3 separate regions of the Mus musculus genome follow, and all the other regions are linked to region 1. A link is a loop called in an ENCODE intact Hi-C map of the cell type or tissue named here. Cell type or tissue: heart. All regions are shown on one strand. Each heading gives the region's core, and the rest is flanking DNA. Links, peaks and the distances in the headings are about the cores only.

What was found. Peaks named below come from ENCODE experiments on the same cell type or tissue, not always from the same donor. Only the 100,000 strongest peaks of a DNase experiment are listed, where the experiment ranks them.
Region 2: a loop joins it to region 1, with 7 times the contacts of the local background. A loop is called at or near these places in 8 of 42 quality-filtered maps.
Region 3: it touches region 1 in a loop (2.5-fold over the local background); 6 of 42 quality-filtered maps call a loop at or near these places.

The regions. Positions count from the first base shown.
Region 1 is chr5:137,647,764-137,655,861 of GRCm38, reverse strand. Agfg2 (ArfGAP with FG repeats 2) reads left to right here. Exons shown (of 12, transcript NM_178162.3): 7 at 134-254; 8 at 450-532; 9 at 643-723; 10 at 1,971-2,099; 11 at 3,347-3,432; 12 at 4,040-5,399. The coding sequence ends at 4,093. Among named protein-coding and RNA genes, the nearest start is that of Irs3, 6.1 kb to the right of the region's middle. In heart, for the core only: a CTCF peak has its summit at 3,184 (motif pointing right); a DNase peak (open chromatin) is centred at 3,184; H3K4me3 peaks cover 197 bases; H3K27ac peaks cover 837 bases.
Region 2 is chr5:137,509,469-137,517,566 of GRCm38, reverse strand. It overlaps a transcript of Gigyf1 not described here. Among named protein-coding and RNA genes, the nearest start is that of Gigyf1, 5.4 kb to the left of the region's middle. In heart, for the core only: a CTCF peak has its summit at 4,121 (motif pointing left); no DNase peak of the experiment used is centred there; H3K4me3 peaks cover 1,062 bases; H3K27ac peaks cover 84 bases.
Region 3 is chr5:137,600,580-137,608,677 of GRCm38, reverse strand. It overlaps Pcolce (procollagen C-endopeptidase enhancer protein), which reads left to right. Exons shown (of 9, transcript NM_008788.2): 4 at 599-723; 5 at 1,134-1,270; 6 at 1,571-1,851; 7 at 2,878-2,955; 8 at 3,051-3,221; 9 at 3,361-3,571. The coding sequence ends at 3,515. Mospd3 (motile sperm domain containing 3) reads left to right here and starts at 7,970. Exons shown (of 5, transcript NM_001254762.1): 1 at 7,970-8,098. It also overlaps the pseudogene Gm7285. In heart, for the core only: a CTCF peak has its summit at 3,881 (motif pointing left); no DNase peak of the experiment used is centred there; H3K4me3 peaks cover 251 bases.

The sequences.
Region 1 (8,098 bases), core at 1,683-5,682:
AGGAGAGCCGAACTGGCTCAGAGAGTCCAGCAGGTGCCTCACCTGTCACCATTCCACCCCACCCCCACCTCCATCTCCCCTTCTCGTCTTTCCCTCAGGTCTCAGCCTAGCCTCCTTGTTTTATCCCATCCAGGAAGTGGCCAGATGTCTGCGTTTGGTGTGGCACCCCTTGCAGCTGCCAGTCAACCCAACAACCTTGCAGATGTGGGCGGCCTCCTGGGTCCCAGGATGGCTGCTGGAGGTCTCCCTGGCAGGTGGGTCTAGACACAAAGGTGACTTATCTGAAGGTTGGTGGCATTTTCACAGGCTGATAGTGCATTGTGGCTTCCTTGTCTCCCCTTGGCTTCCTGGGCTAGCCTTGGGTAACACAGTGGGCTTGCCTTCTTTGCCCCCCTGCTTGCTCTTTCTGGAAGCTGCCCATTCCCACCTCCTCTCTCTCTGCGCCACAGTGTTTTTGGGATGCCGAGCCAGGTTCCTGCCCTGCAGTCGGCCGTGCCAGGTGTTAGCGGCAGTGGAGGGCTCCCCTTTGGAGGTGAGTCTTACCTGTGGAGACCTGGAAGGGGAGGTGGGAAAAGCACCTCAAGATTGAAAGGACTCAAACCATCTTTTTCTCTAACGTCTCTCTCTTTGTGCTGTGAGCAGCCTACACCAACCCCTTCGCCACCCCTGCCCAAGCCCAGCTGCCTTCTACCAACCCATTCCAACCCAATGGTCTAGCCTCAGGTAAGTTCTCAGAACCAACTTTGAAGTTTTTAGAGTGCCAGCTCTCCTAACCTTATGTCTCTCATGGTCCAAAGAGCAGTCACCATCACGCTCTCCACACTAGCCCCCGCTAGTTCCAGCTGTAAATCTAAGCCACCTAGTGGACTAAAAATAGAAGCATCTTTGCCATAACAGTATCACAGAAAAAAACGCCACATGGTGGTGCGCCCCTGTAATAACAGTACTGCTTAAGAGAGAGGATCGTCACAAGTTCAAGGACAGGCTGGGGTACATAGTAAGATCCGGGCCAGCCTGGTCTACATAGTGAGACTCTGTCTCAAAAAAAAAAAAAAAAAAAAAGATTTAAAGGAAGGAGAGTCAAGAGAGAAGCGGGTGAGTGGAGGAGAGGGAGGGAGGGAGGGAGAGAAGAGAGGAGGGGGAGGGAAGCATGCCTTTCCCCCAAGTCGGTTCTCAAGTGTTTTTCCTCTTAGCTGAGGGCACTATGATGCTCCTGTCTCCAATCCCCTATGCAGATCCATCCCTTGGAACAGCCAGGCTTTCTTCCTTCAGTGTTCCAAGCCTAAGCTACCAGAGAACCCTCATGAACAGAGTTCTTGTTATTCCCCGTCCTTGTTAGTCAGCAAGGCCTTGTAGTTCCTTGCCCTGGGCCCTCCACAGCCTCTATTGTCCCTTAAACTCCTCAACTCCTGTTAGCTCGATGGGGACTCAGGCTGAGGAGACAGGAGGTCGCCTAGAGCAGAGTCACACGCATGCGCGCATACACACACACACACACACACACACACACACACACACACACACACGGCCTCGCTCCATCAGCTTATGGTGGCCCAGTGAGATGGGTCCCATGCCCATTTTAGGGAATAAAGCAGATCTGGGCATGAAGGCACAGAGCTGTCATCCAGCACTGGGAAGCTAGGCCATCCTTAGCTACATAGTGAGCTCAAGGACAGCTTGGGCTTACGTGAGACCCTGCCTCATAAGGGGGAAGGACACCGGGAGAGAGAATCAATGAGAGCTGACATAGCGAGGGGTCATAAGTCCCCTTATCTGTGGGCCCAGTTCTGCATGGTTCACGAGCACTGCACCCTTCAAGCCAGGCGCCCCAGGAGCATGGCGATCACAGGCTTATAGGGCTTCCCACTGTGGGAAAAGTGACCCCACTTTCTATATGGGGAGGTTAAGGTGGGAAAATGTCAGCTCATCTGCCTGAAGTCTGTTTGAGCCTCCCCTCTCTCGCTCCACAGGGCCTGGCTTTGGGATGAGCAGTGTTCGGCCTGGCCTTCTCCAGCCAGTGCCACCCTCCGGGGCCTTTGCCAGTCCCTTCTCTGCACCCGTGTTCCCCACACAGGCTGGACTGGCCGACCAGCAGAATGGTAAGAGGACCGGGTATGAGCCCCTCTTTCCTCCGCATATCCCCACTGTACATCTGGACAGTGCAGCCTCCGAAGACTGTGTGTGATCTGTTCCAGGAACCCCACCCCCACCCCGCATGCACACCGGACTCCATAGATAACTCATGCAGTTCACGTGAACGGCATTGCATTTACACAGAAACTGTGCACACCAAGTGCGCAAGTGCATTGATTTATCCCAGCAATCAAGAGGCTGAGACAAGTGCAAGGCCTGCCGGGAAGGCTCACATAGTGGAAAGAGGGCGGGAGTTGGAGCTCACTGTAGAGTTTGCCTGGCACCATTGACACTGAGTTCCAGCCCCAGTCCAATAAAGAAGGCAGGAGCCTATACACACCCCTCTCTCTCCATATGCATACCCTTTTTAAAAGGAATTTTATTTGGTATGTGTGGGTGTTTTGGCTGCAAGATGTGAACCTTGGTCCTCTGGAAGAGTGGGCTGTGGTTTTAAGTGTGGAGCCATCTCGCCAGCCTTCGCCTGTTTTGTTTAACATTTGTGTGTGTGTGTTTGGGTGAACATGGCATAGCACTGCCATGAAGGTCAAGACAACTTGTGATAAGTCAGGTCCCTCCTTCTAGCGCGGGGGTCCTGGGTATCAAACTCAGGTCATCAGGTTGGCAGAAGCCTTTACCACTGATCCACCTTGCCAGCCCCTGTTTACCTTCTCTTATTTTTTTTGTTTTGTTTTGAGATAGGTTTGCAGTGTGTAGCCCAGGCTAGCCTTGAATTCCTGATCCTCCCAGCTTGCCGGGTGCTGGGGTTAAACATGACACTATGCTTGGCTGTTTATAATCTTTTGTTTTTGTTTTTTTCCAAGACAGGGTTTCTCTGTGTAGCCCTGGCTATCCTGGAACTCACTCTGTAGACCAGGCTGGCCTTGCTTGGGTTAAAGGCCTGGGCCACCACTGCCAGGCCGGAATATTTTTAAGGATTTGTTTTCAGCCTACTCTTCTTGACCCTTAAGAAGACAGTTTACAGGGGGTGGGGCGCTGGTTGCCTGTACAGATGGAGAGTTGACCTAGTTCCCTTTCTGACCAGTAGGGGGCCCAGAGGAGCTGCAGAGCTACCTCTGTCTCCTGATGGCTCCATACTTTTCTAAGGAGAATTCTGGAAGGATCCCTCTTGGGTGCTCCCTGGGAATGTAGCAAGCTGCTCTCCTTCAGGAAGGTGAGAGACACAGTCAACCAAATTATTGTCCTTGTCTCCCAGGATCTTCCTTTGGCGACTTGGGGACCTCTAAGCTGGGGCAGAGGCCACTGAGCCAGCCGGCTGGGATCTCTACCAATCCTTTCATGGTAAGCACTGCACTGTGACATTGGAGACACACAGATCTTTCCAGAAGGTGGTAATGTGGGGTATAACTAAGACCCCTTCCTGGAGTGCATGTGTGTGTACCCATGCACTCACAGAGGCCAGAGGAGGACTTCCGGTGGCCTTCCCTATCACGCTCCACCTGACATAGGGCCTCTCATGGAACCTGGAACTAGTCTGGTGGCTGGTGAACCCCAGGGGTTCTCCGGTCTCTGTCCCTCGAGGGACACCGAGGTTGTAGGTGCACATGAGACCACCCCAGCTTTATATGGGTGCTGAGGATTCAAGATTAGGTACCCATGAAGCCAGTACACACACACAGCCCACCTCCTCCCTTTTTTTGAGACTGAGTCGCATTGTGTACCCCAGGCTAGGCTGAAACTCAGGCTCCTCCTGCCTCAGACATCTGAGTGCTGAGATCTCAGGTGTGTCCATCCACACCCAGCTCCCAGGCCCCACTCAGTCCCTCACTCCCTTCAGTGTCCCCTAATCTCCCTTACTGTCTGTTTCTCGAGTGGTGACGTTGGGTGGTCTCCAGCAGTTTCCCTCCCCGCCCCGCTAATCTAGTAACCTTTTGCTGTCTCTTTGCAGACTGGATCCTCAGCGTTTGCCTCCAAACCTCCAACCACAAACCCATTCTTGTAGCACTGTGTCATTGGGGGAAGAAGGGGCTCTCCCCTCCTGGGGGTGTGGGGAACAACTTCTACTTCTGCACCCCTCAGAGCTCTGGTGACCATTTGCCTGTGGGGCATTTCTGTGGGTCTGAGGCTGGGATTGGGCCTGGGTTGCGGGGCTTCTGGATCTGGGAAGAGGGGAGGTTTAGAAGTGTGACTTGGAGATGACTCAGACTCTAGCCTCCTGGTCTGCCGCCCAGGGGCTTCCTCTTCCTTGCTGGACACCTACCCAGGAAGAAGCCCACAAGGAGCAAAGATACTCTCACCAGGAGACCCCATAGTGGTGTATTTCTGTCAGATTATTAATTATGAAGACAGTCTTCGATCCTGTCCCTCCTGGCCTGTGGGGAGAGAAGCTAGGCACAGCCCCAGCCGCAACTTCCTCCACACCCAACCTTCCAAAGCTGCCGCTGTCCTCCCAGATGGAAGCAAAGCTCGAATGTAGGGTAAAGATGAGGCCTGGTGTTGAAAGCCACCAGATAGCCCTGGGACTGCGGAGCTTCTGGTGTCTAGTGTTTTTGTTTGCCAGGCTCGGCCACACCCACTTCTCTCCACCTCAGTTCTTCCTAGCTGCCCCCTCATCTTGTCCGTCAGGGTGGGGGAGTTTGACCTACAGAGTATGCGTGCCCGCCTCCTGTCAAGCACTTTAGTTAGCCCTGTCATGTTTGGATACCAGTGTTTTATATTTATAAATAGAGACTTTTCTAATATAGCCTATTATATACATAAATAAATATATATATGCATACACATATGTAAACAGATAAACACCGCTGGCCATTCTTTTTCTCCTAGACAACCCTTGAACTTGGGGGACTTGGGTAGGAGGATCACAAGTTCAAGACTAGCCTGGACAATTTTGGGACCCTCCGTCTCAAAGGAAGAAAAAAAAAAAAAACAAAACGATAAAAAGTAAAAACAGAGAACTCAGGATGTAGTTCAGTGGTAGAGCACTTGTCTAGACTCCTCCTGGGAACTTGAAGAATAGGGTAACTCCTGCCTGTGCCTGGATAATCAAACCCGGAGCCCCAGGGCTCAGGGGAGGACAACCAAGTGTCCTGACGCTTTCCACAATACACACGAGAAGGGGTACCCCAGAGGCTAGGCTTTTCCAATGAAAAGTCTGCGATTGGCTGGGGAGTTTGGTTTTTTTTTTTTTTTTTTCTTCTTTTTTCCACATTCCTCCCTCTGTTCTCAAATATCTGCACCAAAGCTTGTTTGGAGGCAATGTCGGAAAAGATTGCGTTTGAAAGGATTAAAAAAAAAAAAAAAAAAAAGCTCTGAGTGTCTTGTTTTGTGCCAGCTGGAGTGGACACAAGTCAGTCAACAGGACTGAGCCTTGACTTGGATCTTCTGATCTTCACTGCCTGGGCTGATAAACACGTGACCTGAACTGCGCACCCTCTGTTAGCAAGAAGCCCGGAGACCAGTGAGGGTCCCGATCTGGGGCTGAAAGGTAGTGATGGCGCAGGGCGGCAGGTGCCAGGGAGCTGGTCGAGTGTAGCTTTGATAAGTAAACCGCCTCTCAGTATTCTCGGCGCCTCCAGCAGTTCCTTACCAGAGGCTGTTGTGTCATCGGCCAGGTGTTTTGCGCTGCCTGTGCATGAGATAAATTCCCCTCCAGCAGAGAGACCCAGGCCTTGGCCGTGCTGTTTACCCTGGGAGGCCCCGCCCTTCAGACCTCCGCCAAGAGTTCCTGGCCCTTTAAATTATTCATTCTTAGGATTTCTCTGGGCCTTCCATAGGGACCAGCAAAGGGATGTGGGCATTAAGTTATCAGTCAGTTCTTTGCTTTATAGATGTTTCTGGAAAGATCTGTAGCTCTTGCTAAGCCAGGCTTGGCCTTCCCTCTGCAATAAGACTCAGTCTCTACTGTTTCCGCTAGCCTAGCCTCTCCCCTCCTTCCCTCTCCTGGGAGGAGGGGGGGGAGGGAGTGAGGGGGGAGGGAGGTCACCCAGCTGGCCCCTAGCCTTTGTACTAGATTTTTCCATATTTTCTGTTTCTTTTCTCATCTTTAATAATGTCAGTCTGTTCCCCACCACCACCACCACCACCAGTTCTCCTACCTATGTAGCTTGGGCTATCCTCAGACTAATTCTGCTGCCTCAGTCTCCTGAGGGCTAAGATTCCAGGTATGTGCCCCGACGCCAGGCTGCCCCTCCCATTTCTTTTTTGCTGCTGCTCCTTTTGAGACATAGTCACAGAGGCTGTGTAGCTCTGGCTTGCATGGAACTCACTGTGGAGCTCAGGCCGGCCTCAGACACACTGTGTAACCAAGTGTGACTGAATTTCTGACATGCCACCACACAGTTTCACAAGGTGCTAGGAATCGAGCATTCTACCAAAGGAGCCATATCTTTGGCCCTTCCCTTTCCCCCCATTTTGCTTGAAGCCAGGAGTAAGGGCAAGGTTGGTTGTTTTTTTTCTTTTTTTAAACACAGCTTCCCTGGAACACTCTGGCTTCAGATAACTTTAGTTTTAAAGGACCCTAAAAAAAAAAAACAGGGCCCCTTTTATATATAAATCAAACTGCACTGTATCCCAGGGATTTCCTGTTGCCTGCCTGCTGCCTGTGTCCAGGTCCTCCTAGCCTCCTCCCCTCCTGTCCCTCTGTCTGATGTGGACCCTGGACAGTCTTCTGACTGATAATCTACCCAGGGTTAGCCTCAAACATCCCCTGAGCTGAGGCTGGGGCTGAAGCCACTGTCCCTGGCAGAGAAGGGCTCAGCAACCTTCCTCCGTCTAACCTCTCCAGACCAGTGGCAAAAACAACAGAAACATCCCCAGTGTATAGAAAAAAGGAACCAAGTGGGCTTGTTTGTCCTCTTTGCACAGCCTCACCTGACGGCTGTAAGTCTGGACAGATGCACATACTTGCACATACACACCTCGGGGGTGGGGGGGCCTGGAACTTGACTTATACACGTCTGGCCATGTCCTTCTCTCTACACCGACCCTGGCCAATGCTCTAGCTACGCTATGCAGGTGACAGCTACCCTGGCTCGGGTCTGTCTGTCAGCCAATCGCCCATGGGCAGTTTCTGTTAGTACCAAGCCTCATTACGTAGCTTAGTTGTCCCCCTCACCCACCCACCCACACACACCCAGAGAAGAATCACAAGCCATCTCAAAGGTTCTCCTCTGGATTCCTACTCCTGCTAACAAGAGTCTTCCATAGAGATGTGGTATGCCCCCAACCTAGCAGAGCCCCAGATATGCTACTTCCTGAGTTGCTGAGGTTTCAGAAGACTATAAAATATGTGCTTAGGTAGAGTTGTTGCTATGGCAACTGAGGTAAGCCAGGCTTCTGGTACCCAGCGTATCACGTCACCAGACACTGCTCACCTCTCTGTACACTACTGCACACTGCTATGCTCTCTCTTAGTCCACACCCCAGGTCCTTGGGTGGCTGCTGCTTCCTGCTTTATCTTTTACCCAGCACTCCAGGGCTGAGTGACACAGAACATTTGGAGCAGCCTCTGTGACAGCAGATGTGATTTCACAAGGACAGATGTTTGCAAGATAACCAGGGTCAGGGAGGCAGGAAGAAGATAGGAAAAGACCCTTCCTGGATGCTTCAACTCAATCCTGAGGGAGTGAAGCTCAGTTTCCTTTGAGATGGAGTCTTGCTCGCCATTGCATACTCCAGGCTAGCAGGCTAGAGAGTGTCTGGAAACCATCCTGTCTCCGCTCCCCTCTCACTGGGAGAGCCCTGGGTTTATGGCTGCACATGGCCATGTCCAGCTGTGTAACCTGACTACCCAGCTCAAGTCTCAAACTTGCATGAGTACATTATCTACGGGGCCATCTTCCAGGATTTGCCGACTGAACGTTGAATATTTCTTTCAGCTCTGGGTGGGGCTCTGCACGGTTGGGAGGCACCTGGGGCAGGCCTCTGGCACGAAAGGCCCATACCTATGATGTCTGTTGGTAGTGGGTGTCTGCTTTCCGTGTAGCATTTGAAAGGGGGCTCAAAG
Region 2 (8,098 bases), core at 2,008-6,007, 140 kb after region 1:
CAGTGGCAGCAACAGGGCAAGTTCCTCTAGGGTCCTGGGTAGGAGACTCTCAGGAAGGGCAGAGTAGAGAAGGAAGGACAGGCAGTGTCCGGGGGGAATACGTGGGTTTTTTATCACAGGCTGGGCAGGAGGCTGGACCAGTGTGCCTCTCCAGTCGCCATCCGCTGCAGGACGCCAGGAATCTAGAAGGAAGAAGAGAGTGTCCACTAGAGGAGTCTAGGAAAGAGGGTCTCCTCAGTAACTAAACCAAGGCCCCATGGCAGACAATGGGGTGACCCAGAATCTCAGCACCCCAGAACTCCCAAGCCACAGTGAGGTAAGTGTCTTAACTACAAGAGCCTGGGCTAGCTCAGGCTGCACACTCCACTCCCCCTTCCCGACCCCAATGACTGCACTAGATTCAGGAGGGCTCCACAATCACCCTGAGGGGAGCTGGGACTAGGCAGCCCTTAGGGGCTGGAGACGACACTAAGGAGGAAGAGTGCTCGCCTAGCTAGCACAAAGCCCTGGGTTTTACCTTCACATTGCATGAACCACATGTGGTAGTACACAAGGATCTAAAGTCTAAGCTCCAGCCGGGCGTGGTAGCACACGCCTACACGCCTTTAATCCCAGCACTCGGGAGGCAGAGGCAGGCGGATTTCTGAGTTCGAAGCCAACCTGGTCTACAAAGTGAGTGCCAGGACAGCCAGGGATACACAGAGAAACCCTGTCTCAATCCGCCCCCCCCCAAAAAGTTGGATACACAGAGAAACCCTGTCTCGAACCCCTCAAAAAGTTTAAGCTCCCCACCTCCTCACCCCTAGGAAAAACAAAATAAACACTAAAGGGGCTGGAGATGTCCCTCAACAGCCAGACACTTGCCAGCACGCACAAGGCTCTGTCTGGCTTCAGCCTCCACAACTGCCACAAAGGGACCTGGGGCTGGAGAGATGGCTCAGTGGTCGAGAGTACTTGCTGCTTGTCTAAAGGACCTGTGCTCAGTTCCCAGCAGGAGGGAGGGGGACAGGGGACTAGACTCCAAGAAAGATAACCCCTGTAGGATGTTTCTTACAGAGTAGCCAGGGGTCGGGGCAGGTCAAAGTCAAAGACCTAGAGTTGGGACTGATGGGGCTGCCCACAAACACTGCCCAGGTCTAGAGTTTCAGCTGGGCCCAGAAGGATGTGGACATAGCCATGACAGCTGAATAACACTACACGGATTAACACAGAGAATTACACACCTAAACAATGACTAAAGTGGGGCTGGAGAGAGGGCTCGGCAGTTAGGAGCACTGGCTGCTCTTCCAGAGGATCCCAGTTCAATTCCCAGCAACCACGTGGCAGCTCACAAATGTCCAGTAATTCCAGTTACAGGGAATCCGACACCCTCATACAGACATACATGCAGGTAAAACACCAATGCACATTAAAAAACAATTAATGCCTAAAGTGGTAACTTTACTTTTAGTTTCTAGAGAACGCTTTTGCCTCAGACTCCTGCGTGCTGGGATTATAAGCATGCACTACCACGCCTGGCTCTTGCTAATCATTTTATTTCTGAATTTCATATGTGTTTGGAGGTGGTGGGCAATGATGATGGCATGTGCCCTTGAATGCAGGCACCCAGAGTCTTGAAGAAGGTGTTGGGGCCCCTGGAGCTAGGGTTACAGGTGGCTGTGAATCACCTGACATTGGAGAAGGAAATCACTCAAGGGCCTCGAGAGTACTGCCTGGACCTAACCACTCAGCTAACCACTGAGCCATTACACCCACAATCATTTAAAAAGCTTTAGTGAGGCTGGTGGCATAGGATGTACTTAGCATGGACAAGCCCTGGGCTTCAATCCTCAGCATTTATTCAAAAAATAAACAAACAAACAACAAAACCCTACCATCACAACAAAAAATTTTGTAGGGCAGGGTAGATGGCTCAGTCAGAAAAGTACTTGCTGCACAAACTCAAGAACCTGAGTTCACGTCCCAATAGTCAGGTAAAAACCAAGCTTCCCTACTTATAAGCCTAGCACCAGGGAGGTAGAAAGAGAACATCCCTGGGGATGGCTGGAGATGGCTCAGTGGGTAAAGTGGTGCTACACCAGCGTGAGGACCAGAGTTCAGATCCCCAGACCCCATGGAATGATGGCTTGTGTACCTACAGGGAGATGGGAGGTGAAGCAGGAGCACCCCTTGGGGCTCATGGACCAATTAGATGAACGAAACCCCAAGAGGCTGCGTCTCAAACAAGGTAGGAGGACTAACAGCCAAGGTTGTCCTCTGCCACCACATGTGTGCACTCTCACACGGATATATTCACAAAGATTAAACAGCAGTAAGTTAGACATCAAGAGAGAAAGATAACACCAACCTGTGGTCTTTACACACTTAGATGCACTTGTGAGCACAGCAAAGCTTTAGAGGAGCCACTGTGGGGCCAAGCTCATACTCAAGCTTTCCCTAGTCTGAACCAAGAACCCACACACCCTGCCTGCACAACTGCAAAGTGACAGTCTGGGACCTGCTCAGTTACCCTGCTAGTGGATCAGACACTGGTCTGAGTGCAGAGAGACTGCCCGGGAGGAGACATCGATGGTGTGTCTCACCCTCACCTTTTGGCACCCCTCCCGCCCTTCATGAAGCTGCCCTGGTTGGAAATAGTAAGGAGAGGTGGGCTGATAATACAGATCAGCCTGGTGGAGGCACTTGCTGCCAAGTCTGACCACCTAGGTTTGGTCCCTTAGAATCCACATAGGAAGAAGGGAACCAACATGTGTCCTCAGACCTCCACATGCATGCCATGGCGCACGTGTACCCCGCCCCCCACGCACTAAGCAGGAGTGGGGGGAGTGCACAGGATGATGATGACGATGACAATGACATCCTTAATTTACAAAGAGAAAAGTAAAAGCACAGCAGCACTGCAGAGGCAGGACAGGCCCAGGGGAACACGGACAAGCTCCGAGGCGCTAAACCAGCCCGATAAAGGGCTCAGCGCCAGCCACTGGGCAGCCCTGGGCTTCTTCCCCACACTGAAGGGACCTAGCAAGCAGCAGGCAGTCTACCATGTGGTTTCTACCCGGGCCACAAGTAGGTCTCTGCCCTGTGTGCTGCCTGAAGCCAAGGGCTCTTGGCTGAGGACTCTTGCTCCCTGCTCCCTGAGGAATATGGGCAATGACTGTAGACAGCTCAGGCTGAGCAGAAGGAAGGATGCTATTGGCTTCTAGCAGGTAGAGACCAGGGATGCTGTGGGCTGGCTTACAAGCCACAGGACAGCCCCACATACAGAAGCATACATACATATGACAGGCTCAGTAGGAAGAATGTTCGCCTAGCATGCACATGGCCTTGGGTTCAATCCCCAGCACTTCAAACCAGGCAGGCAGCCCAGGCAGGCAGCAGAGGCAGGCAGCAGAGGCAGGCCTGTCAAGTGGCATGTGGCCAGGTGCAGACAGGTGGACTGAGATGCCCTCAATGACAAGACTGAGAAACCCTCCTCTATCCACAAGCCCAGGTCGAGTCACCGCAGTGTTCGAAAGAAGCAGCTATGCCTAAGCCCCCTTGCCCCTCGGCAGCAAGGAAAGGGTTCTCTCATCACACTGTCCCGTGAGAAAATTCAAAGTCCTGCCAGAAAGGAAGTCCCGGGGAAAAGAATAGATTAAAAAACAAACAGCATCATGTTGGTGAAACAGCTCCGCTGATAAAGATGCTCGTGGCCAAATCTAATGACCGGAGTTTGATTCTTAGGACCTACACCGTGGAAAGAGAGAACCAACTCCTCCAAGCTGTGTCACCCCAACAAAATATCACGGGACATGCTTACACACACGGGACATGCTTACACACACAGGACATGCTTACACACACGCACGCATGCCCGCAGACACACACTGTAATTTAAAAATGACGGGGGAAAAATCAAAGCCTAAGATTGCCCATCCCAGCTCCTCAGAGGGCATCTGAGGCTCTTTCTAATGAAGACCACCATGGGCAGCAGGGTAGGGACTAGCCTTCCCCACCCCTTTTTACTGACTGCCTAGGCTAGGGGTCCTTTCCACCCAGGCCAACTCAGCCTCTCTCTCTGCCTTGTAAGACCCTTCCCCACAGCCTAGCCCTGGCCTCCCCTAGCCCTTGCTATTGAAAGACTGACCCCTGCTGGAGGCTCAGGCTGGGTCTGGGAGCAGGCAGCCTCTGCTCTGGCTCTCAGAACTCCAAGCACAAGCTGACAACAATTAGGGACAATTCCTCCTTACTCTACCCCTCTCCCAAACTTTGTGCAACTTAAAGCAATGTACCTTAGCAACTTCCTGTACTACGGTTAACAGAGTCAACCCCCCAAATGCCTCACACTCAAAGCAATCACCTAACCACTTTCCCAGGACGAATGGAGATATGCACATACATGTGTGGACATTTATATATACACATACACACATAGAAAATATATCCTCCCTCCATGTGTAGTGGGAGGACGAAGGGCTACAGCCCCCCTCCCCCACCATCTGCAGGGCAGCAGTTACCCCTTCTCTACTTTGAGTCATGGGGACAACCTTAGCTCTTGGCCAATTGTGAACCGACTTCACAGTTTTCAAAGGATTTTCTCGCCTTACCTCATTTGATAAGGGGCAAACTGGAGTTTTGGCCTGGGTGGAAAGGACCCCTAGCCTAGGCAGTCAGTAAAAAGGGGTGGGGAAGGCAACCTTCTGCCAGGTTGCCTAGCTGGGGACTCCAGTACATAGAAAATAAAGTTATACCTCCCCTGACGGGGTGCCCTCAGCATCACCCAAGACAGGTGGCAGGAGTTACCCTGAATGTTCAGCCTCCCTATGTAAGTCTGAAGCTGTTTCTGATTCCTTCCCAGACCTTGGGGCTGATGAACCTAAGGCTGGCCTCAAACACACAGCAGCCCCCCTGCTTCCTGGGTGTTTGCATGGTTTCCATGCCAACATTTTTCTTAGAACTTTTATGTTTTGTGTGTGAGTATGGTGTGCATGGATGTATTTGAATTCACATGCACACACACATATGCACGAACGTAGAATTCTCAGGTTCTGCTGTGTCTTCAGCAGCTTATTTATTGAGGCAGGATCTCTTCGCTGAGGCAGAATACGCTGTTTTGGGTCCTCTTGCAAGAGGGCTTCCCTTTCTGCCGGGGATGCTAGGATGGCTGTGTGCTCAGCTAGCATTTAAGTGGCTCTAGAGATCCAAATTCTGGCCGTCACCCTTGCTCAAGCGCTACAGCCACCAGAGTCCTTTCTTCAGACTTTCAGGTCACCCTCTCTCACCTAAAGCTGAGCTGTTTCTTCTTTTCTCTCTCTCTAACTGTATGATGCTGGGGGGGGGGGGGCACATGCAGGGTCAGTGGACAACTCTGCGGCGTTTGTTCTCTACTCCCACCCAGGAGTGGGTTCTTGGTCAACAGGCTTGCAAACAAGTACCTTGTCCGGCTAAGCCATCTCACCATTGGGCCATGATTCCGATCTCAAATGCCAACAACAGATGTCAAAGGCTAGGGTAAAGTTAGGATCCCTTATTCACTATCCCTACAAAGCACGAACTTGCATCCAGTAGCTGACAAAGCCAGTCAACAAGAGTGAACACACCATAAAAGTGTACTAGAATCCTCATGTGGGAGTCAAGCCCCCTCCCGCCTCCCCTGGCACCCCAGTCAACGGAGAGGAATAATAAGGCAAGTTCCTCCTCAAATCCTCCCCTAACTTGGGATACTGATGTACAAATGATGTATGAAATAAACATTGAGCTGGGCTGGAGAGTGGCTGGCCTGGGGATGCAAAGGAAAATAGTTGGATGGATAGGTACCAGAGCCAACCAGACACTTACTGGTCCTAGATGGGTTGGGGGGCTTAGAGGGTCAATGTCTGCTGGGAATGGGTTTTTCCTAAAAGGGAGCTTTGAGCAGGAAGATGGAGGAGAAGGAAAGAGGGAGGGTGGATGAAGGAAAGATCAGGCCACCAACTATGTATTTAGCATCTCCCAGGCTCAGCACTGCAAACCTGCTTGGGAACTGTAGTAACTATTAGGTCTAAGAGGGGACACAGAGGGGTCTTTCATCTTGAAAAAAAATTAAGAAAAATTCTAGGCAAACCGTGAGGGGCAGTGACCTGCAGCTGTCCCATCGAGCTGGGACATACGGACTGGGAAGAGCCTGGTCAGGGAGGCCCAGCAGCCCCAGCTCAGACAGACAGACAGACAGACAGACAGACAGGTGTCTCACGCGGCCGGACAACTGAGGAGGGAAAAGGGACATCGATGACCAAGCACTTAGGTGGCCGCTTAAAACCCAAGAGACCGAGGTGAAGACCCAAGACGAGATGGTCGGGCAGAATAAAGCTACCATGGTGGCCAAAGTGGTGGAACGCTTGGACCTGCGAGCCCCCGCCAGGCCCCGGTTCGGCTACCAGAACCGTGCTTGGCACGTAGCGGGCTTGGGGGGGGGGTGAGGGGGGAAGAGGGGACACCGCCAAAAGGGGAGGTCGGGGCGCGCACACACCACACAGCAGAAAGGCCGGGCCCGAGCGGGACATTTCGGGGAGCTTGTAGGGGACCCCAGAGACGCGACCGTTACTTCGGATTGAGCGCGGGGGGTGCGGGCGAGCACGGGCCGGGAGGACGGCGTGCCCTTCAGGGAGGGGCGCCAGGTGCGCGGGGCGCCACCGTCCCCCCTCTCCCTCCCCGTCCTCCCGCCCCGAGGCACAGAGCGGGGCAAGCGGGGGCCTCCCCCACCCCCCCCACCGGAGCCGACGAGCCCCGAGCCGAGGCCGCGGGGCCGCTCCGGGGAGAGAGAGAGAGCGAGAGAGAGAGAGAGAGAGGGAGGGCCGGCGCGCCGGCCACCGCTGGGGTACGAGGAGGAGGGCCCGCGCGCCGTGGCTCCGGCTGCTGCCCGCAAAGGCTCCCGGGCGGCCGCCGCTGGCGTCGGGGGCGGGCCTGCTCCGGTGCTCGCAGAGCTTACCGGAGGGGGGGGCGCGAGGTTCCCGGTCCCCCGGGGCGTTGGTGACCCGGGCGCGGCAGCGGCGGCGGCGGTGACGGGCGGGTGGCGCGGAGGGCCGGGACGGCGGCGGCGGCGGCAGGGGGGGACTGGGGGGGGGCGCTGGCGCTCCCGCGGCGGCCGCTCCTCTCTGTTTGTGTTTGTAGCAAGATGGCTGCCCGCCTCGTACCACGTGACACGGACGCGGGGCCGCCCCCTCCAACGCCACCGCGGCCGCGGCTCCCACCGCCACCGACCGCGCTCTCCGACGGCGACCCGCCGCGACCCCCGCACCCCCCGCCGCTCCCCGCTGCAGCCCGCAACCTAAGGCACGGCTCCCCCGCGTCGCCACCCCGCGCACGTGACCCCGGGAGCCCCCGCCACAGCCCGTCACGTGACGGGGGTGCTAGTGCAACCTGAGGCTTGGAGGGGGAGTCCCCACCTCCCCCGCCCATTTCTGGTCAACCTCCCCCCCCCTCCCCGCTTCTTCCAGGGAGCCCGCCTGGGTTGAGGTAGTAGAGTCAAATCCAGAATTGTCCCTGAACACCGTGCGGTTTAGGGAAAAGCATGAATGCGCAGTGATTTAGAAGCGGTCTGACTGGGGCTGTCTTTAGTGTGTAAGAGTTTTTTTGGTAGGGTGAGAAGTGGAGGCAGGGGGAATGAGTTGTTCAAAGCCAACCTGGGCTACAGAGTAAGACAGAGTATCGAACCGAGCAAATGCACAAGCCAAAGAGAGCTACATCCTTCACTCCAGCGCCTAGGAACAGTTTTTAGTCCAGACCTGGTCTCAAAACATAAACCAGAGAAAGTTGAAAGATGGTGCGTGTTATCATGGCAGCCAGCCCTTGGGAGGTAGAGACAGAAGGGTCAGGAGTTCAAAGGCAGCCTTGGTTACAAATGGCTGAGTCTGAAGGTGTTTTTAAGAAATTAAAAAGCAGATTTAAGAATGACATCCTCTCGAGACTGATGAACTCAGTATGTAAAAGTTTGGTGTGTACCTTCATGGTTTTCCTTGGAAGTCTGTTTCCTTCCCCCATCTCACTAGCCTGGGCTGGCCTGAAGCTAGCTAGCAATGTAGCCGAGGCTGGCTTTGAACTCAGAAAACATGCCTGCCTCTGCCTCCCTGTGGCTTGGTTT
Region 3 (8,098 bases), core at 2,008-6,007, 48 kb after region 1:
GCGAGGCGGAAATGGGTCATGGACCCGCGGGTGGAATGGGCGGCCTGGGGTTACTGGGACGGTGAGTAACTGCCCGCCCCCCTCCGCAATCGGGCTCCTCTGACAGGAGTAAGGGGGCACCTTGAAGCTGGGGGACAAGGATTCCCTCACCGGAGCCCCCTATACCCAGCTCTGGGATCCCGATTGCGGTCCCATCACCCCCTCCCGGCAGCACAAGTCTCTCTGGAAATGTTTCAGGCTGAGACCTCAACAGAGGGGAGGGCACCCTCACCACGTGAGAGCTCTCTAGCCTGCTGAAGAGGATTCTTCTGCTCGGCCGGGATGGAGAGATGGGATCTCCTAGGGGAAGAGGCGTGGTGTGGCGGTGGGCTGGGGAGGGGCCAGGAGGGATCCATTCATCTTCTCCTCTCTGTTGGCCATCCCAGTCCCATATTCCCAGGCGTTTGGTAACCCGCTCTTTCTACTGTTTCCCCTTGTGTCCCCTCATCTTGAGACCCAGACTTCCTAGCGGCCTGCCAGAGCTCCCAGTCTAGAGCTCTCTCCTAGCTGACAGAGGGTCTCTACCGCCCCCCACCCCGTCCCTCTCTCCCTTTCTCAGAGCACCAGTTTTGTGGGGGGCGGATGGAGAAGGCGCAGGGAACCTTGACCACGCCCAACTGGCCTGAGTCGGATTACCCACCAGGCATCAGCTGTTCCTGGCACATCATTGCACCCTCAAACCAGGTACTGACCTTCTTGCCTAGGCTGCCCACTAGGTGCCCAGGCAACATCCTTAAAAGCACACGGACAGCAAAACCTTATTGAACTTCTGTGTCCTGATCCCTGAGCCTGTCCTGGTAGAGACCAAAACCAGACCCATCTTACATGCAAGCAAAAATGATAAAAGTGTGTGATGCTACTGGGGTGGAGTTCTCCAAAGGATGCTCCCTGTAGAGTATAGGGGTGTGTGTGTGTGTGTGTGTGTGTATGTGTGTGTGTAAGACCCTCAGACTACCAGTGTGCAAACATTAGAGGGAACAAGGGGACTCACTATTAGTGCTACTTCCAAGTATCCCTAATGCTGAAAAAGGTGCAGGACACACTATTTGGTCCTCCTTGGCCTGTCCTGCTACGTAGCCTAATGCCTCTACCAGGTGATCATGCTAACCTTTGGGAAGTTTGATGTGGAGCCTGACACGTACTGCCGATATGACTCTGTCAGTGTGTTTAACGGAGCTGTGAGTGACGACTCAAAGAGGCTGGGGAAATTTTGCGGAGACAAGGCCCCTAGGTGAGTGATCCTTTTGATGGGCAGAGTTGGGGCTAACCCTGCATCCCTGTGTGAAAGACTGGGGGGGGGGGGCTCAGCTGACCAGGCAAGATCTGAGCTCTAGGAGTCCAAACTACTGGTCAGAACAAGTAGAGGACGTAGCAAAGGTGTAGTGTATCTTCTGGAGTCTGCAGAGCTTGTGTGTGTGGGGGGGGGAGATTCTGATGTCAGAGGACTGGTTTATTAAGCTTGGCCAGTGGGGACAGAACAGAGTGCCGAGTCTACCTGACACCTCAGCAAATGCTCCTCTGCCCACTGCAGCCCCATCTCTTCTGAAGGGAACGAGCTCCTGGTCCAGTTTGTATCAGATCTCAGTGTCACCGCAGATGGCTTCTCAGCCTCCTACAGGACCCTGCCACGGGATGCCGTAGAGAAGGAGTCAGCCCTGAGTCCAGGGGAGGACGTACAGCGTGGTCCCCAGTCCCGCTCTGACCCTAAGACAGGAACTGGGCCCAAAGTCAAACCACCCACTAAACCTAAATCCCAACCTGCAGAGACACCAGAGGCTTCCCCTGCTACCCAGGCAACCCCAGTGGCCCCAGGTAAGTGTGAGAAGGTGGAAGAAGGTACTGAAGAGATGGCTCGGTGGTGAAGAGCACTGGCTACTCTTCCTGAGGACCCAGGTTTGATTCCCAGCACTCACATGACAGCTCAAAATCATCTGTAACTCCAGACATACATGCAAAACACCATATACATAAAAGAAAAAGAAAATGAAAGAAGGGGATTGGCTAAAGGAAGCACTATTTATTCATCCATCCATCCATCCACCCACCCATTCATTCATTCATTCATTCATCCATCCACCCATCCATTCATTCATCTATCCACTCATCAATCCATCCATCCATCTATCCACCCATTCATTCATTCATTCATTCATCCACTCATCCATCCATCCATCTATCCATCCAGCACTCACTGGTGCCTGTTTCCTGTCAATGTCTGGGACTAGTGTTGGGAAGCATCGCTGGGTAGAACTCTGGGTTTACATCCATACAGCTGTTGTAATTTCAGATGTGATTAGGGAAAGCAGGGTTTGCCTAGAGTCTCCCAGTGAGGGCTGAGGGCATATGCTCAGAAGTAGAGCATTTCTAAAATTCTCCCAATAAGGGGCTGGAAGCTAAGCTAACTGTAGAGTGCCTGCTCCAGAATCCTCTAGTGAGGTTCTGAGGTGTGACTCAGTGGCAAGGTGCTGGCTTGCCTAGAATCCCCCAGTGAGGGACAAAGGGTGTGGCTCAGCTGCAGAGCCCCTGGCCAGCATGCACCAGACTCGGTTTCCATGTCTAGCGCTGCAAATAAAGGACTAGATAGGCTGACATGAGGAGAATGGGCCTGCCTGCTAGGGAGGCCACCCTCCACTGACATGAGGAGAATGGCCCTGCTTGCTAGGGAGGCCACCCTCCACAGACATGAGGAGAATGGTCCTGCCTGCTAGGGAGGCCACCCTCCACTGACATGAGGAGAATGGGCCTGCCTGATAGGGAGGCCACCCTCCACTGACATGAGGAGAATGGCCCTGCTTGCTAGGGAGGCCACCCTCCACAGACAGCATTGTCTCTTCCTAGCTGCCCCCAGCATCACCTGCCCAAAGCAGTACAAGCGGTCAGGCACCTTGCAGAGCAACTTCTGTTCCAGTAGCCTAGGTAAGACTCTCTCCTGCCCTTCTGACTTCCTGTACTCTCACCGGAGCCCAGTCCTAGCACCTGACTCTTCACCTCTCACCGACATCTTGCTACAGTGGTGACAGGAACAGTGAAGACCATGGTCCGGGGCCCCGGGGAAGGCCTCACTGTCACTGTCAGTCTCCTTGGTGTCTACAAAACCGGAGGACTGGACCTGCCCTCTCCGCCCAGTGGCACCTCTCTGAAGTTGTATGTGCCCTGCAGGCAGATGCCCCCCATGAAGAAAGGTAAGGCACACGGGAAATGGGAGTGGGTGTTGAGCACACTGAAGGTGTGGAGCTGTTAAAGTCTGACCAAGAAGATGCTTTGACAAGGTCTTGATAACTTGAGCTCTCCCCTCCTCCTCCTCCTCCTCCTCCTCCTCAGGAGCCAGTTATCTGCTGATGGGTCAGGTGGAAGAAAACAGAGGCCCCATCCTTCCTCCAGAGAGCTTCGTGGTTCTCTACAGGTCCAACCAGGACCAGATCCTCAATAACCTAAGCAAGAGGAAGTGTCCCTCCCAACCTAGGACAGCTGCCTGATGTCCTAGCCAGATACAGCCTCAGAGCTCATCCAAATAAATGTTTCTTGACTCAGGAAGGGATCGTGTCTGAGGTTCTGTGTGTGCTGGGGGTGGGAGGCACATCTTGGATTTCAGAGTACTTTTTCCTTTGAGTGGTACTAAAGACGGATTGAACTCAGGAACTTACATATTCTAGGCAAGTGCTTTATCACTTTATCACAACATCTTTCTTTTTTTTTTAAGATTTATTTATGGGCTGGAGAGATAGATGGCTCAGTGGTTAAGAGCACCGACTGCTAGGCTCCTGAGTTCAAATCCCAGCAACCACATGGTGGCTCACAACCATCCGTAATGAGATCTGACGCCCTCTTCTGGTGCATCTGAAGACAGCCACAGTGTACTTAGATATAATACTAAATAAAATTTAAAAAAAGATTTATTTATTTTTATTTATGAGTACACTGTAGCTGTCAGACACACCAGAAGAGGGCATCAGATCCCATTACAGATGGTTGTGGTTGCTGGGAATTGAACTCAGGACCTCTGGAAGAGCAGTTAGTGCTCTTAACCTCTGAGCCATCTCTCCAGCCCTTAAACATTATCTTAAACTTTCAGAATACTCTTAAGAATATATGATAGGGGCCAGATGGTGGTTGTGGCACACACCTTTAATCCCAACACTCAGGAGGCAGAGGCAGATGAATCTCTGTGTGTGAGTCAACCTGGTCTACAGAAGGTGTTCCAGGACAGCTAGGACTACACAGAAACCAACCCTGTCTGAGAAAACAAAGAAACAGGAACATACAGTAGGGGCATGCAAGATGGTTCAGCAAGGAAAGGTGCCTGCTGACAAGTCCATAAACCTCAATTCACATTGTAAAAGGAGAGAACTCTCTCTTTTTTTCTGTGTATATATGTGTACATATGTGTTTAGAGCCACCCTTGGGTGTTATCCTCAAAATCATCATCCACCTCTTGTTTCTTTTAATGTGTGTGTGTGTCAAAGAGGCCAAAAGAGGGTGTTGGATCCTCTGGAGTTGGGGATACAGGTGATTTGTAAGTTGCCTAACATAGCTGCTTAGGTCCCTTAGAAGAGCAACAAGCCAAGCTCTCTTAGCCACTGAACCATCCCTCCAGCTCCACCCAGTCCTCCCTGCCACCTTTCGGAAACAGAGCTGGCCACTATAGCTTCAGGAGTTCCTCCACAGGACTATAAAACGCATTGCTAGGCTCTACATTTTTGTTTAAGGATTCGAACACGGGTTCTTGTGCTTGCAAACACTCCTTCTCTGGGTCAGGTCTGCTTCAAGATTCTGCTGTTCCTTCCAACTGGAATTCTTTCCCATAGATACATTTTGGATTCCTTCCTGAGTCTGATTAGATCTCTGCTCAAAGTTCATCTAATTCATTCCTTTGTTCTGGCCAAATGGCATATTATCATTTTAAAATTTTTTTCATTTTGTGTGTGTGTGTGTTCGTGCGTGCGCACACGTGTGCACCGTTGCTGTCTTCAGACACACCAGAAGAGAGCATGAGATACCACTACTGATGGTTGTAAGCCACCATGTGGTTGCTGCGAATTAAACTCGGGACCTTGGGAAAATCGAAGATTACCTTTTAAGTACTGAAAATGTGACAGAAAACAAATGTCCCTGGTTTTGGAGAAGACATTCTCCGGAGGAGAGATGAACACAATATGACATTAAATATCAAGAGACATGCAAAGAAAGCAAGGCTGGGGCTGATGGCTCATAGGCTGGAGAGATGGTTCAGCGGTTAAGAGCACTGCTCTCCCAGAGGTTCTAAATTCGTTTTTCCACAACCATCTATACTGGGATCTGATGCTCTCTTCTTGCATGCAGGTGTACCTGCAGACAGAGTGCTCATATACATATAAATAAATAAACCTAAAAAGAGAGAGAGAGAGAGAGAGAAAGACAGACAGTGGTGGTGCACTCCTTTAATCTCAGTACTCAAGAATCAGAGACAGGTGGATCGCTGATTTCCAGTCCAGCCTGGTCTACAGCCAGGGCTAGTCTTGAAAAATAAAGAAACAAAATAAGCACACAAAACCAAGCAAAAGCATGATAAATCAGTTGTCAGGGAAGTCTTTCCCATAAAAATAACTTAATTTTTTTTAACATTTATTATTTACTTATTATTTTTGGTTTTCCAAAACAGGGTTTCTCTGTGTAGCATAGGTTGTCCTGGAACTCTCTTTGTAGGCAGATCCACCTGCTTCTGCCTCCCAAGAGCTGGAATTAAAGGCGTGCACCACCACACCTAGCTTTACAGTTACCCGTTGAGGTGTACACGTCCACACTTCCACATATGAGTATGTGCATATATACACACAGCTCTGCTCACATGGAGGTTGGTTCTTCCCTCCCACCAAGTGAGCCCTGAAGATGCAACTCAGGTCTTTAGGCTCCACACGAACACCTTTACCACGTGAAACCATCTTGCTGGTCCAATGTTGTTGCTTTTGATTTTATTTTGTTTTGAGATAGGGTCTCACTATACCCCCTGGCTGGCCTCAAACTCAGAGAGATCCACCTGCCTTTGCTTCCAGAGTGCTTGGATTTGAGGTGTGTGCTACCATATCTCTCCCCACCTCCAATGTTTGTGGGTTTTGAGACAAGACTTCACTATGTGGCCATGGCTGGCCTAGAACTCCCTTTGTGTAACAGACCAGGTGAGTTTCAAACTTGTGGCAATCCCACCTGTCCCTACTGAAACTACAGGACTGTGCCTGATTACTTTTGGTAGTTTTCTTTTCCTTTTTGTTTTTCTGTCTTTTTTCTAATCATATTAATTACAGATGAGTTTTACAGAAATAAATTGATCAATTTGTATATAAAACGTGTATAAATGTATTTTGATCACAATCACCCCCACTGTATCTCTTGTCCCCTATCACCTTCCCCTTTCCAAATGGTTCTCCTGGTTTTTTGTTTGTTTGTTTGTTTTTTAACTATGAATGACACTTTATTCAGTCATTTTCTTTACAACTGAAACTCTGGGAATTCAAAATTAACATCCTTGCCTGTGAGCTTCTTGTACTCACCAGAAAAAGTTTCAACCTTGTGTTCCACGTTGTTCTGCTGTGCTTTGTCTAAGTGAACTTTTATGAGCCGGCTGCCATCCAGTTTCACACGGATCCTCTTACCCACAATTTCACTTGGGAAGACTAAGTCCTCAAGGATGGCATCGTGCACTGCTGTCAGGGTGCGGCTTCTGGGGCGCTTCTTGCTTATTTTTCGTTCGGCTTTTCCGGGTTGGCTTGGGCAGAATCCACCTCTGAGCAATGAGGACTACATTCTTCCCACTGAACTTTTTCTCCAATTCACACTAGCCGGACTTGGATTTTCTGGAAAGATTTAAGCTGAGGAACTGGTACAAAAATTACGATAGCTTTCCGACCACCACCAACTTCAATTTCCTTGGCTGCGGTGATGTTGAGTTCCCGCAGCTGCGCCTTGAGATCAGAATTCATCTCCAGCTCGAGAAGCGCCCGAGAGATGCCAGACTCGAACTCGTCGGGCTTCTCGCCATTGGGCTTCACGATCTTGGCGCTCGAGCTGAACATGTTCGTCCTGACGGAGCGCCGGCTTAGAAAAAGTTCTCCTGCTTTCTTGGTGGTTCCTGTTTTGGTTTGTAGGCACATCTTTAGTATCGAAAGTTTTCTTTACATGTATATGACCCACGTATTGTCAGAGGTCAAATGAGGGCGTTCGATTCCCAGAAACTGGAGTTATAGTTGTCACTATGTCTATGCTGGAAGCGAACCTGGGTCCGAACCCTTCAGCACTAACCCTCTTATTTAAAAAAAAAAAAAAAAGTTCCTGCCTCATCCAGTTCTGCTTATTGATTACTGACTTAATCATACGTTTCCCAGGCCCAGATAAACAAACGCTAGGTCGTTGCTCACAGTCCCGCCTCTCGCACTTAACTCTCAGACAGAGAAGGAACTCAGGACACATAAAATTCTTACCAAGATCAAGCCAATCAGTGGTGCCAAAGGAGGCGTGTTTGGTCTTTGAAGAACACCAATCAGCGAACATTGGGGCGGAAGGGATTCAGCACCCACCAATAAGAGAGGCCGTACGGCGGAAGTGCATAAAGGAACTCTCGGGAAGATGGCGCCCTTAATTTGGTCACAAGTTGACCGGAGGAAACTTTGACCGCGAGGTGATTATCACAGTACAAGCGGCTGTTCACAGGCGGGATCCCGAGCAGAGCATATGCCGAGCTCAAGGAAAGGGCACAGGGACACAATTCGGTGACCTGGAGGTCAGGGACTCTCAAAGAGCAGAGTCCGTCAGGAGATCGGAGCGGGAAGACCCGGAAAAGGCGTGGTCAGAAACAGGGCGGGTTTACTGCGCCCCAAACCGGAAGACCCGGATTGGGAAGCGACGAGGCGGGACGGATTTTAGCCAGGTGGGCGTGGCCACTGCGGTGCGGTTTGGGGGCGGGGCCTATAGGAACCTGGGGCCCAGCTGGCAGGAGAGGAGGTTTGGGAACCGGGGCCCGGGGCTGCAGGATCCACATCTAGCGGGGTTCCAAGGCAGTGGTGACATCAGGCCTCGCTCTGCTCATGAT